Regions from separate parts of the Homo sapiens genome. Here all the other regions are linked to region 1. The links are chromatin contacts, found by Hi-C or POLR2A ChIA-PET in ENCODE. All regions are on one chromosome and are shown on one strand. Each heading gives the region's core, a stretch centred on a gene start or an enhancer-like site at or near the end of the contact. The rest is flanking DNA. Distances are from core to core; before and after follow the strand shown. Region 1 overlaps BANP (BTG3 associated nuclear protein). Region 2 holds the start of KLHDC4 (kelch domain containing 4). Region 3 overlaps KLHDC4 (kelch domain containing 4). Region 4 has its middle 63 kb from the start of KLHDC4. Region 5 overlaps ZFPM1 (zinc finger protein, FOG family member 1).

What was found. A loop is a pair of places that touch in the nucleus more often than their neighbours do. ChIA-PET counts read pairs that join two places held with the same protein, here RNA polymerase II (POLR2A). Pooled maps may share reads with other maps.
Region 2: a loop to region 1 is called in a pooled map, with 4 times the contacts of the local background. The contact joins the promoter of KLHDC4 here to the enhancer-like site in region 1. A Hi-C loop is called at or near these places in 1 of 168 maps with a recorded cell type or tissue (OCI-LY7), 19 of 37 single-sample maps with no recorded cell type and 6 of 50 pooled maps. POLR2A ChIA-PET finds 5 or more read pairs at or near these places in 2 of 52 experiments (CD4-positive, alpha-beta T cell and activated B cell).
Region 3: a loop to region 1 is called in a pooled map, with 7 times the contacts of the local background. The contact joins two enhancer-like sites. A Hi-C loop is called at or near these places in 3 of 37 single-sample maps with no recorded cell type and 2 of 50 pooled maps.
Region 4: a map of OCI-LY7 shows a loop between it and region 1 (6-fold over the local background). The contact joins two enhancer-like sites. A Hi-C loop is called at or near these places in 1 of 168 maps with a recorded cell type or tissue (OCI-LY7), 1 of 37 single-sample maps with no recorded cell type and 2 of 50 pooled maps. POLR2A ChIA-PET finds 5 or more read pairs at or near these places in 2 of 52 experiments (OCI-LY7 and activated B cell).
Region 5: a loop to region 1 is called in a pooled map, with 17 times the contacts of the local background. The contact joins two enhancer-like sites. A Hi-C loop is called at or near these places in 3 of 50 pooled maps. POLR2A ChIA-PET finds 5 or more read pairs at or near these places in 2 of 52 experiments (activated CD4-positive, alpha-beta T cell and naive thymus-derived CD4-positive, alpha-beta T cell).

Annotation. Positions count from the first base shown.
Region 1 is chr16:88,045,365-88,048,064 of GRCh38, reverse strand. All of the region lies in intron 11 of BANP (BTG3 associated nuclear protein), which reads right to left. Among named protein-coding and RNA genes, the nearest start is that of BANP, 95 kb to the right of the region's middle. RefSeq lists an enhancer at 2,671-2,700. Within about 2 kb of position 1,321, at least 3 of the 41 ENCODE cell types and tissues checked have a DNase peak (open chromatin) inside an H3K27ac peak, as active enhancers do; they include OCI-LY7, where a contact is called at or near this core.
Region 2 is chr16:87,764,665-87,767,364 of GRCh38, reverse strand. It overlaps KLHDC4 (kelch domain containing 4), which reads left to right and starts at 1,379. Exons shown (of 12, transcript NM_017566.4): 1 at 1,379-1,573. The coding sequence starts at 1,475. It overlaps LOC105371399 (a long non-coding RNA gene), which reads right to left and starts at 1,324. Exons shown (of 3, transcript XR_933871.3): 1 at 1,024-1,324. It overlaps LOC102724467 (a long non-coding RNA gene), which reads left to right. Exons shown (of 4, transcript NR_120309.1): 4 at 941-1,034. RefSeq lists enhancers at 1,284-1,343, 1,424-1,483, 1,467-2,091.
Region 3 is chr16:87,722,156-87,724,863 of GRCh38, reverse strand. The region is part of intron 7 of KLHDC4 (kelch domain containing 4); the gene reads left to right. Among named protein-coding and RNA genes, the nearest start is that of KLHDC4, 42 kb to the left of the region's middle. RefSeq lists an enhancer at 1-369. Within about 2 kb of position 1,408, at least 6 of the 41 ENCODE cell types and tissues checked have a DNase peak (open chromatin) inside an H3K27ac peak, as active enhancers do.
Region 4 is chr16:87,701,233-87,703,932 of GRCh38, reverse strand. It overlaps a transcript of KLHDC4 not described here. Among named protein-coding and RNA genes, the nearest start is that of KLHDC4, 63 kb to the left of the region's middle. RefSeq lists enhancers at 1-1,157, 1,193-1,442, 2,173-2,222 and a silencer at 1,563-1,622. Within about 2 kb of position 1,437, at least 6 of the 41 ENCODE cell types and tissues checked have a DNase peak (open chromatin) inside an H3K27ac peak, as active enhancers do; they include OCI-LY7, where a contact is called at or near this core.
Region 5 is chr16:88,533,582-88,536,281 of GRCh38, reverse strand. ZFPM1 (zinc finger protein, FOG family member 1) reads right to left here. Exons shown (of 10, transcript NM_153813.3): 10 at 1-2,700. The coding sequence ends at 1,303. Among named protein-coding and RNA genes, the nearest start is that of ZFPM1-AS1, 3.9 kb to the right of the region's middle. RefSeq lists a silencer at 1,635-2,094 and enhancers at 1,736-2,297, 2,298-2,700. Within about 2 kb of position 1,386, at least 12 of the 41 ENCODE cell types and tissues checked have a DNase peak (open chromatin) inside an H3K27ac peak, as active enhancers do.

The DNA.
Region 1 (2,700 bases), core at 72-2,571:
AGGGCCCAGCAGGCCTTGGTGCTCTTTGAGCCGGCCCTGCACGTCCCATCACCCATCAGCTTTCCTGCCCTCCCCAGGGGACAGCCCCCTAAGTCCCAGTGTTTGCTTCGGCCAAGCCCTTGCGGACCCTGCTAATCAGGGTTAAATTCAGATAGAATCTTCAAAATGTTTAAGTGACAGGACATAGTCATAGCAGTGTAAAAAGAAAGCACAGTCAAACCCAACATTTGGGTGCATTACTGCCAAGTACACCAAACATAGGAAGGAGTTCACTATGTACCACATTCCTAGCTCACTGGTATTTTAAATCCTCTGAGGACCTGAACGTGGTCTGCAGGAGTGCTCTGTGCTCTGTGGGGAGAACAGCTGTTCTGGGTGACTATTAGGAGTACACTAGGGCTGTTCCCACTAAGAACATCAGACTCCAGTGAGGCCCGGCGCCCTGAATTACTGCCCTTCTGGACATGTTCAGGAGGAGTCTGGATTTGAATAAGGATGCCACCTACAGCCATCCCAGCTCACACCCATGGGCACTGATCTTTGAGCTCCAATGAGGGCTGAAAGAACAAACATGCACCCTGTTCCATTCTACCAAGCCTGACTGATGCACACCCAAGCAGGGGGCCAAACTCAGCTTCCTGGTTTGGGGGAAGGAGCAAGGCCCATTCACTGACGTGCATGAAAATACTGCCTTGACTGACACTCTCACTACCTAACGGAGATGTGGGGAGAAACTGGCAGTTTTCGCCAAGGAACTGGGGCAAGCATTCTTGGCCCTTCCCCACCCTGGTGGTATCTTACTTTGGGCCCTTCCCCACCCTGGTGTCCTGCGTTACGTGACCCGCATCAAGCCCAAACTCCTGGCAGCCCCGGGAGCTCTGGCTTGGGATTTTAAACAACACAAACAATGCCACCTCCCACCCAGGACCGCACGAGTTCATGGCTCCCTAAGATCACCAAAACACGTTCACATGATAAGGATTTTTTTTTTTCTTTTTTGAGACGGAGTCTCGCTATGTCGCCCAGGCTGGAATGCAATGGCGCAATCTTGGCTCACTGCAAGCTCCACCTCCCGGGTCCACACCATTCTCTTGCCTCAGCCTCCCGAGTAGCTGGGAGTACAGGCGCCCACCCCCACGTCCGGCTAATTTTTTGTATTTTTAGTAGAGACGGGGTTTCACCGTGTTAGCCAGGACGGTCTCGATCTCCTGACTTCGTGATCTGCCCGCCTCGGCCTCCTAAAGTGCTGGGATTACAGGCGTGAAGCACCGTGCCCGGCCAACATGATATGGATTTTAAAGAACACAAACACAACACGGTGAAACCCCGTGTCTACTAAAAATACAAAAATTAGCCGGGTGCGGTGGCGGGTGCCTATATAATCCCAGCGACTCAGGAGGCTGAGGCAGGAGAATCGCCTGAACCTGGGAGACGGAGGTTGCAGTGAGCCAAGATGGCATCACTGCACTCCAGCCTGGGCAACAGAGCAAGACTCCGTGTCAAAAAAAATAAAAATTAAAAACATTTTTAAAAAATTAAAAAAAGAACATAAACAATGCCAACTCCCACCCAAGACTGCACGAGCTCACAGCTCCCTAAGATCACTAGAGCACGTCCACGTTATGCTGAGTATTTCTTTACCAAACCGTTTAATTCACGTGAAAGAATGAACTTTGTAGTCAGATTGCTTTACAGCGATGAGGTTCAGATGACCTGCTTTAAAAGGTTCCGTCCTGGTCATCATTTTCACAAGACGATACTTCCTAGTTAATTAACTAATGCTTTGAGTACGCAGTTTTAAAACAGTATCTCTAAAATCACACACACACACACATTCACACATGCAAAAGGCAGAAGTGAAAGGCCCACCTCCGCGTCAGGAGGCTCTAAGGGCCGCAGTCCAGTGACGTCACTCAAATGAGTTACTCCTCGTATGTGCACAGGGTAAAGCTTCTGTCTGCAGACCACAGCCCGCCTACTCACCACCTGGGCACCAGTGCCAGTGTGGTCAGTTTTTGAGGATGTGCACCGCCCCTCCCTGAGTGCTGGAGTGTGGACGGCACCTGCCAAGGGCAGCCCGGAGGCTGGTGAGTGCCAGGTGGGCCGTGTGCGCCCAGCGAAGCCCACCAACTTCCTGAGCAGGTGCTGCTGCCACCCCACTGCAGTGAAGAGGGCACTGAAGTACGAGGAAGCGACACTGCCAATCCCAAGACGACAGACACTGAGGGAGCGGCCGCCCTGAGACTGGGACACATGGCAACTCTCCCACCCCCCACCCATCCAGTTCTCTCCCAAAAGATCTGCCAACCACAGCCGGGCCCTCATCTGTGGCCAAGAAGAGTATTTGAGGAGGTGGCCTCAGGGAGAAGAAAGGTGCTGTGGTCAGGGTGGCACCACACCTCCAATTCTCCACTTTACTCACAGGCTCCCCCACCTCTGGCTGGTCTGAATGCCCGGCATAGCAGGGCTCTGTGGGGAGTGAGGGGAGCGCTTCTCTGCCGGGAATGAACGAGGGAGTCCAGCATGTTATGTTCGACAGGTGCTGCACAGGGAAGAAAGGTCCTTCCTGTTGCTGGAAGAGCCTGGGCTCTGGCCCCCAAGGGCTGCTCCTGCTGAGGCCCCTTAGCACAGCCCAGCTGCAACTGAAGCGTTCCTTTGGCCCCGGCCTCTCCTGCAAGAAACGCTCAAGTGCACGCACGG
Region 2 (2,700 bases), core at 130-2,629, 280 kb after region 1:
AGGCATTTGGATATTACCTATCTTTATTTCTCAGGCTCCACAAATTGAGTACCCTTTCAGGGTGCTATCATTAGCTCTAGCCTACCTATGAAGAAACAAAAGTCCTCCATGTTAGGACATTTGAGGACATGCCCTTAGTACCTAACAGTGTCTGGCACATTTTAAATGGGAAGGTGGAAGGGCCCCCCCATTTTTTTTTTTTTTTAAGATGGAATTTTGCTCTTTTGCCCAAGCTGGAGTGAAGTGGCTTGATCTCAGCTCATTGCAACCTCTGCCCCCTGGGTTCAAGCAATTCTCCTGCCTCAGCCTCCCAAGTAGCTGGGATTACAGGTGCCCACCACCACGCCTGGCTAATTTTTGTAGTTTTAGTAGAGACGGGGGTTTCACCATGTTGGCTAGGCTGGTCTCGAACTCCTGACCTCGTGATCCACTCACCTCGGCCTCCCAAAGTGCTGGGATTACAGGCGTGAGCCACCGCGCCCGGCAGGGACTGTCTTACTCAGGATCTGCAAAATCTTATAACTGTGTGAAATTTTTTTTCTGGGAAAAAAGCACTCATTTGTTTGGTCTGAGGGGAAAAAATGGGGCTAGCCCAAGAGTCGCCCACTTAGTTCTACCCAGGGCGAAGCAATGTGCCTTAACGGGGGGCACGTGCACCCCGGAAAACTCAAGAGAAAATGAGCCGGGCGTGGTGGGCTCCTGTGGTCCCAGCTACTCCAGAGGCGGAGGTTACAGCGAGCCGAGATCGCGCTACCGCACTCCAGCCTGGGCGACAGAGCAAGACCCTGCCTCAAAAAAATAGAAATAAAAAATAAAACTCAGAGGGCACGTCTCCTAGGACACGGGGACAGGCTAGGTGGGGGCACAGGGCGTGAGAATTGGCGAGCATGGCCGGGGTATGTCAGGCCGGGGCTGCCATCTTTTTTGTTTTTTGAAACAGGATCTCGCTCTGTCGCCCAGGTTGGGGTGCAGGGGCGCATTGCTGCCTGGAACTCCTTGACTCAAGCGATCTTCCCGCCTCACCTTCCCGAGGAGCTAGGACCACTGGGCGCGAGACACCACGCCCGGTTAATTTTTTTTTTTTTCTTCTGTAGCGACTGGGGGTGGGGGGTGGTGTCTCGCTTTGTTGCCCAGGCTGATCTCGAACTCCTGGACTCAAGCGATCCGCCCGCCAAGGCCTCCCAAAGCTCCAGGGTTACAGGCATGAGCCACCGCGCCCAGCCCGGGGCCGGTCATCTTTTCCGGGGCCTTATGCAGAGTCCGAGGCCCCCGAGCCCGCTGCCGAAGACGGAGCTCCAAGACCGAACCTCGTAAAGGGCCCAGCCGCACCTCTACCCGGAAGCGGCTCGAACTCGGGGCCGGAAGTGACTCCATTTCTGTGCGCCGAGCTCCGCCCCACGAGCACCTGTTTCCGAGCGGAGAGCGCGGGCCGTTTTCTTTCCTGGTGTCCCGTCGCGGCTTGGGACCCGGCAAGATGGGCAAGAAGGGCAAGAAGGAGAAGAAGGGCCGCGGCGCGGAGAAGACGGCCGCCAAGATGGAGAAGAAGGTGTCTAAGCGCTCGCGGAAGGAGGAGGTGAGCGGGTCAGACCGGGCTTAGCGGCCCGACGTCGCGGCCGTGCAGCCTCGGCCGACTCCCTGCGCCCCCCGGGGTTACGGGTCGGCCGTGGGAGCCGCGCCGGCCCTGCGGGAGAGCTGGAGGCCGTAGGAACTGCCCCGGCGCCGCGTCCGGGCAGCCCAGACGGGGCCCGCCCCCTCCTGAGTCTCCACGTGTGTCTGTCCGCTTCTCGGAGCTGCCCCCTTTAACGTGCTTGCTTTTCTTAGTGTGGTGTCACGGGCGTTTTTCTGCGTTTCCTCCCCCTCCTCCCTTCTCCCTCCACCCTCCCTCTGAAGGGAGGCTGGGTGGTGAGAAGAGGGAGGGGTTTGGCACAGGAAGACCTGAGGTTGAGCCGGGGGCTGCCTCTGCATGATGTGTGGTCTGGGAGTAAGACTCTTAACTTTTCTGAACCTTACTTTTCTTTCAAAAGAGGGCAAATAATCATCACAGCAGCCCTGAGCAGTGAGCAGCAGATGGTTAAGTGAAGAAGGCACTGGAGCCACGGGGTATCCCGTAGCAGCTGATGGCGGCCATCACGGTTGTCTCCTTCCCTCTGGTCCTCAGCCCGGGGTCTGCAGGAGGATCCGTCCTGACCTTGGGGTTGAGTGTTCTGCGGCTGCTGCTCATGGATTCCCTAACCGGGGCCAGTTTTATGGCCTGCCGTGCGCCAGGCACAGCTCCCTGGGCTTTACTCCTCACGAGCAGGTCAGTTCCGTAGCACTGGTATTCCCATTTGACAGGAAGACCAACAGGTGAACCATGAAGTGGTATGGAACTGGGATGTGACCAGATGTCCTGAATCAGGAGCTCTTGACCACAGTCCTTTGTCCCTTTTCTTCCTAAGTCATTGATCTCTCCATGTCCTCATCTCTTAAATAATGGAGTTGGACTTTTCCCTCACACTCCTCTTAGGCTCTTTCTTTTTTTTTTTTTTTTTTTTGACAGAGTCTTGCTCTGTCACCTAGGCTGGGCTGCAGTGGCATGACCTGCTGGCTAGGGTTGTGGCACAGGAAGTCAGTTCATCTGTGTGGTATCTTCAGAATGGTGCTTGGCAGAAAGTAAGCACTCAGTAACCAGCTGTTAGCTGCTTTCTGCTTTTTTTTTTT
Region 3 (2,708 bases), core at 159-2,658, 320 kb after region 1:
CTGCGTGTGTTGGTTTCTCTTGGGTAAATAGATATCTGGAGTGGAGCTGCTGGGCCCTGGGGTGGGTGTGGGTGTGGGTGTTATTTAATAAGGAATGGTCAGCTCTCTTCCCGAAGCAGTGGCCGGTTCCACTTGTGCTGGAAATGTTGGGGAGTTCCAGTTGCCCCCTGTTCATACCAGCCCCAATGGCGTCAGTCTTTCTGTTTTTAGCTGCTCTGGTGGATGTGTGGTACCTCGTGGTTTTAATTCTCATTTCTCTCATGACTGCTGGTGTTGAGTGCTTTTCATGAGCTTGTCTTTCCTGAAGTGTGTGTTCATGTCTTCTGCTATTTTTAATGGGCTGTAGTTTTTGTTAGTGAGTTGCAGAAGGTGACATTCTGGACACCAGTTCTTTTCAGGTGTGTGGATTACAAATACCCTCCCAGTAGTGGCTTGGCTGGTCACCTTCCGAAGTGTTTGTTGATGAGAAGCTTTGAGTTTTTGATAAAATCTAATTTATTACGTTTTTCTTTTGTGATTATTGCGGTCTGTGATACAGGAAGACCTTGTTTAGCTTCAGTAACAAAGATTTTCTTTTATTTTTCTCTAAAAATGATATGGTTTCACAGTTAGCCCTGTGATCTGCCCGGGACTAATTCTCAAGAGCAGCATTAGGTGAGTGTTGAGGCTGTTTCCCCCATGTAGATACTCACTTGTCTCAGCAGCATCTGTTGGAAAGGCTTTTTAGGCCGAGCACAGTGGCTCACGCCTGTAATCCCAGCACTTTGGGAGGCTGAGTCGGGCGGATCACTCGAGGTCAGGAGTTCGAGATCAGCCTGGCCAACATGGTGAAACCCCATGTCTACTGAAAAATACAAAAATTAGCCAGGCGTGGTGGGGCGTGCCTGTAATCCCAGCTACTCGGGAGGCTGAGATAGGAGAATCACTTGAACCCGGGAGGCGGAGGTTGCAGTGAGCCAAGATTGTGCTGCTACATTCCAGCCTGGGCAATAGAGCAAGACTCATCTCAAAAAAAAGAAAAAAGAAAAGGCTTTTTATTCTCCATTGAATACCTTAGGAACCTTTGTTGAAAATCACATGCCTGCAGGAACATAGGTCTGTTTCTCCATTCTGATCCACGTTCATTCTGCTGCCTTGGCAATAAAGGATTTCAGCCTTTTAATGGCAGTTGGTCAGAGATTGTACCGAGTTGATCGGAATGACCCGATTTTTTTCTTGGTCATCTTTTGTTCTGCACAGAGAAAATCACCCTATTTTCTGGAGTAGTGGCTGGCATCGGTCAGGCTTGTCTAGATATTCTGGCATGTGGGAGGGCACTGAGAACAGGCTGACTTGGCTGAAAGCCAGGCAGGATGCCCCGGTCTAGTGCTTTCTCCCAGCAGATGTGTCGTAGAGTGCAGCAGGACGGTGAACAGCCAGACCGGCTAAGCTGTATCGCTTTCATCAGAGTCGCGTGTCATTCTCAGCAGCTGCTGTCTGCAGCCACGTGCACCCGCCCTCAGTCTGACGGTGGGTGATCTCAATCCACTTAGTTCAGTAGCTCTTGGCTCTGAGCCTGTGGCATTTGGAATTGCAGTGAAAAGCTTGTCTGTTTGGATTCATGAGAGATTTATCAGAATTAGCGAGAGATTTGAGTTGTGAATGGTTTGGAGTGTAAAAAAAAGTCAGTAGCCTAAGCAGGTGGTCAGCTGCGCCATGGCTGAAGCGGCAGTGTGCACGAACTGATAGAAACTTTGGTACATGGCCCGTACCTGAGCTTGGGGCTGGGGGAAGCTCGTCCTTGCTCTGGCGCCATTACACCCTCACCCGCCATGCTCTGTCCTCTTGGCATGACCCAGCTGTGCTGTGCTGCTGCGCGGCCCAGGCCAGAGAAGACCCCACACACTGTGGGCACACGCCTCTCTCCCACGCAGGCCCCGTCCATGCTCCCAGGAGGTCCTGCCACCCGCCACCCACCCTCACCTCACATTTCACTGAGCAAGTAGAGGTGGCTTGGAGAGTGCCTGACCCCTGCCCACTGCCATGCACTGCACTCTCCTGCCAGACCTGGCGCCTCCCCGGGGCCCTCAGGATCACACCACAGTGCAGCAGCTGGAGTGACCTGCAGAGATGCAAGCCAGGCCAGGTCTCCTCTATGCAGAACCCCCATGGTCCTCGTCTCAGCAGGGCGGCCCCAGTTTCCATCCCCCTGCGTGTCCTTGTCCTTCTGCTCACCATCCTCCCTGCTGGTTACAGACTTGGCCATTGTCTCTCAGCCCGGAGAAGAGAGTCTCACAGGGCCAGTCTTCTGTCCACTTGCGTGCCTGGTGCCTGGACAGTGGCGTGCTTGACAGTGTTTGATCAGATGAAGGCATTCTGACCGTGGTTCTGCATGGCAAGGCTCCAGAGTTTGACATGTGAAGAGCTCGGGTTCATGAAGTGGACAGTAGTGCTCAGAGCCTTGACCTTGGGGCTGGACCTGCCTGTAGATTAAGAGGAACTCACAGACACCTGCCCTCCTTCCTCCTCCTGTAACCAGATCCCGTCCCAGGCTCCCTCAGGAGATGCATCTGAGTAGCCTTGGGAGGACTTTAAACACCCTCCAGGCTCTGCGCTGCCACGAAGAACCGGCAGCTTTGGTCAGTATCGTAACCACGTTTTATAAATTCCGAGTCAGTCTGGGTCCAGCTAGTGCTTTGACTATGATGACTTGTATCCTAACGAAAGAG
Region 4 (2,700 bases), core at 188-2,687, 340 kb after region 1:
GTCTCGTTTTCATAGCCCAGATGGCTCCCGGCGCAGGTTGCAGTCACCTCCATTACTCTTTCACGAGAGAGCTGCAGCAATGCCATCTGGGGCCTGGCCACACCTGGTCACTGGTGTCCCGAGGCACACAAGCAGTCCCTGCCGGAAGCTGACACACTGTCATGGCCAAGGGCCACAGTGCAGGTACCACGGTGACCCGGCTTCCCTGAGTCCAGCTCACGCCCGTTTTCCTTGTCTCAACCTTCAGAGCCCTTCCAAGCCCCCACTGGCTGCAGCCCACCCAGGGGACCCACCTTTAGAGGCTGGACTCAGGCTTCACTGAGGGGTGAGAAGCGCAGGTTTACAAAGCTCTGGCTGGGAAGAAATTGAGTAACCACTCCCTGAGAAACAAACGGAGACGTTTAATTACATGAACGCACACATTTTAAAAACCGCCTGTGCACTCCCGGAGGGCAGAGCCTGCCTCTCTGGTTATTTTTGTGTCCTCCATTCACTTACAGGCTGTGACAAACCCTGTGCCCACGCTGCCTCCACTGCCGGGAGACTCAGGGCTGGGGGAGACATGCCCTGGTCACCACTGCGGAGACTCAGGGCTGGGGGAGACATGCCCTGGCCACCAGTGGTGAGCCAGCGAGACAGGACCCCACGCGCGCTGACCCGGGGACGCCATGGAACTCACTCGCGATTCCTGCACGCGCGCTGACCCGGGGACGCCATGGAACTCACTCGCGATTCCTGCTCACAGCACGTTTCCTGCTCGAAAACCAGGAGAGCCTCCACGTGCCGACTAGCTCTGTCCACACATCCATTGCGCAGCTCTGCAGCGGAAGGACCTTCAGTAAAGACGCTGGTTTGTAACGAGAGAAGCGTTCCAAAGTGTCACACGACATTGTTTATTACTAAAAGGAGCAGAATTTCTTTTTAATCTTGACAGTGTTGTTTTCGTAACAGTATGATTTAAACTGTTACATTCATTTAGGAAAACTTTTTTTCATTTCATAAGTAATCAAGCTATCTTTCCAGCTTAAAAGCAAAGAAAAAAGGCTCAGGGTAACTTTTTAAACCACTTCATCAATAAGAAAAGTTCTCTCTGTCATTGCACGGCGTGATTGTACACAGTATTAGCAAGCAGTTCACATGCGCCAGGGCCGACTTGGAAGGAAACACAGGTTAACACTGTTTCCTGTCCGAGTTCACAGAGATGTTTGCAGCAGGCTCAGTTGCTTTGGCAGCTGGAGCGAGGGTGCCTCTTCCGCGTGGCTCCCCTGAGCAGAGAGGCCCCTGTGGTTTTTTTCTCCGCCGGGCTCTGGGGACAGGGTTTCTGTGGAAATGGCAAATGGTGCAGATGAGCAGAGTCCTGCTAGAGAGGTCAGCTCAGCGTCCAGGAGGGGGCGCCTGCCCCCGAGGAGGCCACGGACATGCCTGGGAAGTTGCTGCCGGAGAAGTGTGCTCTGATGTGGCTACATTTGGGGACGCGGGCTCCCCAGAGGCCCAAGCGAGAAAGCCGGGGGTTCCCAGGCTGGGGGTGCAGGACGGGCCAGGCACTGCCCTGCAGGGCCCGCCCCCCTGCCCCTGCACCCTCACACCCATCTTCCTCTCTCAGCCTGACCCCAGGGCCTGGGAGCCCCCGGCAGACCGGCCCTCCTTGCCAAACAGTGGCTGCCCTTTATGGACTCGGCGCCTGGCAGAGCCACTGTGGAGGAGGAGTTGGCTGTCATGGTCAGGGGAGGCAGCCCTTGGGTTGTCAAGGTTGGTGGTCAACGTTGAACCCATATCTGCTGGAATCTCCCGGTCTGTTCCACACACGATCATGCGGGAAGCTCTGGGACCCGAAGGCTGTTCTGATCTCGGGGGTCACAAGTTCTCACAGCAGCCTGGGGTCACCAGGGACCAGACCCGGCGTTAGCCTCTGTAAGGAGCTGCCTGGCTGCTGGGCTGAGCTTTGTTGCAGGCCCAGGAAGATGACCAAGAAGGACAGAGCAGAGCCCCATCTACCACTGCTGGGAGGGCCCGAGGGAGCACGTGCACAGCAGAGCCCCATCCTCCACTCCCTGGGCTCGAAGAGGCTTCCTCGGTGTGGATGGCAGCTGTTAACGAGCAGTGGTGGTGCAGCTGGAGGCCTCTGTCCCATGGGGCACAGACGGGAGAAGGATGGCGGACGGGTGTGCACGCTTGGGAGGACGGGCGGGCGGCATAGGCCTGAGCAGGTGGCATGGGCGCACGAGAAGGGTGTGTCTGAGACAGGATGTTTATCCCAAATGCCAGGAGTGGACGAGGCGGACGAGTGGCAGTGAGGTAGGCATGTGAGGTTGTTGCCTGGCCCACTCTGCCGACCCCAGAAACCCAGCGGCCTGGGCCCAGCACCCGGCTACACATGGGGTGAGCTCACGCCCACACTGTGGCCTGTGCCCGTCACGGGGCTGCTTGCTTCTCCTAGGCTTGGGAACAAGCTGGCATGAACGCTGTGGCCGCATTCACAGCTCAGGCACTTCCACTTTGGGTTTCATGAAGAAACAGACTTAAAGAGCATTTGTTCCTAATGGGTGGGCTGAAGCTTGGGAGGAGCATTCAGCTTCTCTCCACAGTATGGCTTCACCTGTTCCTGAGCGCCCTGCTACCCTCTTGCTAACCTGGGTGGCTGAGGTCCTCTGCTTTGGTGGCGTTGACTTCCCGTCTGCAGCCAGCGCCAGGTGCCAGCCC
Region 5 (2,700 bases), core at 137-2,636, 490 kb before region 1:
GAAGATGGTTTCAGCTCAGGAGTTTGAGGCTGCAGTGACTTATGATCGTGCCACTGAACTTCAGCCTGGGGAACCGAACAAGACCTTAGCTCTAAAAAATATAGGGTTGCCCAGCCTGGGCAACATAGGGAGACACCATTTCTACAAAAAACACAAAAACTAGCTGGGCATGGTGGTGTACACCTGTAGCCCCAGCTACTGAGGAAACTGAGGTGGGAAGATCACTTGAGCTCACGAGGTCAAGGCTGCAATGAGCCGTGAGTATCCCAGGGACTCCAGCCTGGGCAAGAGAGTGAGACCCAAAAATAAAAAAATAAAGTGACGTTGGGAATAGAAGAGTGTTTTTGTTCTCCAGTGAGAAAGCACGCTGGAGGCTGCCCACAGCCACCCAGCTGCAAACGGCACGGTGACACCGTGGCTGAACGCGGTCAGCCAAGTACTCCCTCAGTGTGGCCGGCCCATACAGCCCAGCAGGGCAGGGAAGACGGGGGGTGGGGGTGCCCTGACCCTTGCACCGACTCAGCCACCACAGGTGACTCCACCACACGGTTGTCCTCAGCCCTGGCTCTGAGGGAGAGATGCACCCACCAGTGAGCATCAGGACCCCCTCGAGGCCAGGGAATGCTTCGGCCTCGGTCTCCCTCTCCTGTCCACCTACTCGCCTGTTCTTCCCCCAGCCTTGGCCACCACAGGGCTTCATCCTCCCCAGGGCGCCCCCACCCCTGCCATCCCTGGTGGTCTGTGACTGGATGGGGGACATCGGACCCCCAGGACCATGCAGGGTTGGGGGATGGCCAGCCAGGTCAGTGCCCCTCTCTTCCGTGTCTGGCGGCCAAGTAGACCGTGGAGAGGGTCAGCAGTGTGGAGGCTGCTCTCCCTAGGGGGGTATGGACAGGGCTGGGGTGGGGTAGGCCCAGAGCGGCTGGCCCTGCAGTGGTTCAGTGTGTGCTGTGGCCTCCGACCTGACGCTCGGTCTAGCTCTTAGCACCCAGTGGTGTAACTCCGGCAGGGGCCCAGCCACTCCGGGCCGCAGTGGCCTGTGTACACAGCAGGGCTGGATGTGACACTGGCTGCGTGTGCCTGCTGGCTCAGAGAACTAGGCTGGCCCACCACCATGCTCATCAAACTGAACTTCTTTATTAAGTGCCAAGGGTCCAGGCGGGCGCTGCCCCCTGCGGCCCCCTCCGCCGAGGCCTGTGCGTGGCGGGGTTCCCAGGAGCGGCAGTCCGTGCGGCCTGGGGGCGGCCCCCTCCCCGCATCGCAGCGGGGCGTGCAAAGCGTCTGCGGCTGTAGTGTGGGCGCTCACTTCACGTGCTCGGCGGCGTGCGAGGAGCAGTAATACTTCTTGTGGGCGATGAAGGTGGACAGGCTGCTGAACTTGATGTTGCAAAGACGGCAGTACCGGTGGTTGCCGTTGGGCAGCGGCGCCGGCGTGCCCTTGCTGGGAGTCTGGACGCCCTTGTCCGAGTAGGAGGGGGGCGCCGGCGGGGGCGGCACGGCCTCGGGCGCGGCGGCCGGGGACGGGGGCGGGCCGGGCGGCGGCTCCTGGGGCTCCGGGCCGAGGCCGTCCCGGGGGCCACGGGACCCGGGCTGCGGGGAGGCGGCGGGGGCGGGAGCGGGCGAGGGGCCGCGGTCGGCCGGCGTCCGGGCCTCGACCCCCGGGCCGGCCAGGGGCGCGCCGAGCAGCAGGCCGTGCGCCAGGCGGAAATGCTCCAGCAGGTCCCCGCGCACCGGGCCGTTCGGGGGGCAGTAGGGGCAGGCGGCGGCGGGCAGGCCGAGCGCGCCGGGCGGTGGCGCAGCGGGGCACGAGTACTTCTTGTGCGCCAGGTAGGCCTCGAGGCTGTGGAAGCTCACGCGGCAGGCCGTGCACTCGTGGTAGTCGGCCAGCGCCGGTGCCGGGGCTCCGGGGAGCGGGCGCCGCGGCTTCTTGCTCAGGTCGATGGGGCCGTCGGCCGCGGGGCCGGGCGAGCGCGCAGGGGCGAGGCCGGGGCCGCTTCCGCTTCCGCTTCCGGGCCGCGGCGACTCGGGCGCGGGGGCGTGGCCGGGCGGCGGGGGGGGCGGGGCGCCGGCCGCGTGCAGCTCGTAGAGCTTGCGGCGTCTGCGCGTGCGCACAGGCGCGGCGGGAGAGGGGGCCGGGGGCGCGGCCGGCCCAGGGGGTCCCGGGGGCGCGGCCGGTCGGCGCGGCGGCGGGTCGTGGCGCGAGGCGCAGTAGTACCGCTTGTGCACGGTGTAGGTCTCGTGGCGGCTGAAGCGGATGTTGCAGGCCTCGCACAGCGTGCGGCTGGGGTCGTCCTCCGCGTCGTCCACGGAGCTACCCGGGCTCTGGCTGCCCTCGCTGCCCCGGCCGCCCGCGCCGTCCTCGGGCGTGGCCGCGCCCCCAGCCCCCTCCTCGCGCGCTCCGGGGCCCGGGGACGAGCGCGGCGCGTCGGGTTCGGCGGGCTGGCCGGGGGGCGCGCGGGCCGGGCCGGGGGGCGCCTTGGGCCTGCGCGCGGCAGGCGCGTCCTCGGGCGCACGGCGGCCTGAACAGTAGAGGCGCTTGTGCACGTAGTAGTTGTTGACGTTGCTGAAGGTGATCTCGCACTCGAAGCACGTAGCGCCCTTGGGGGCCCCGGGGAAGAGCCCGGTCTGCGCGCCGCCGGCGCCCGCGCCCGCGCCCTGCTGCAGCCGGCTGTGCACCAGCTCGGACATCTTGGCCAGGAT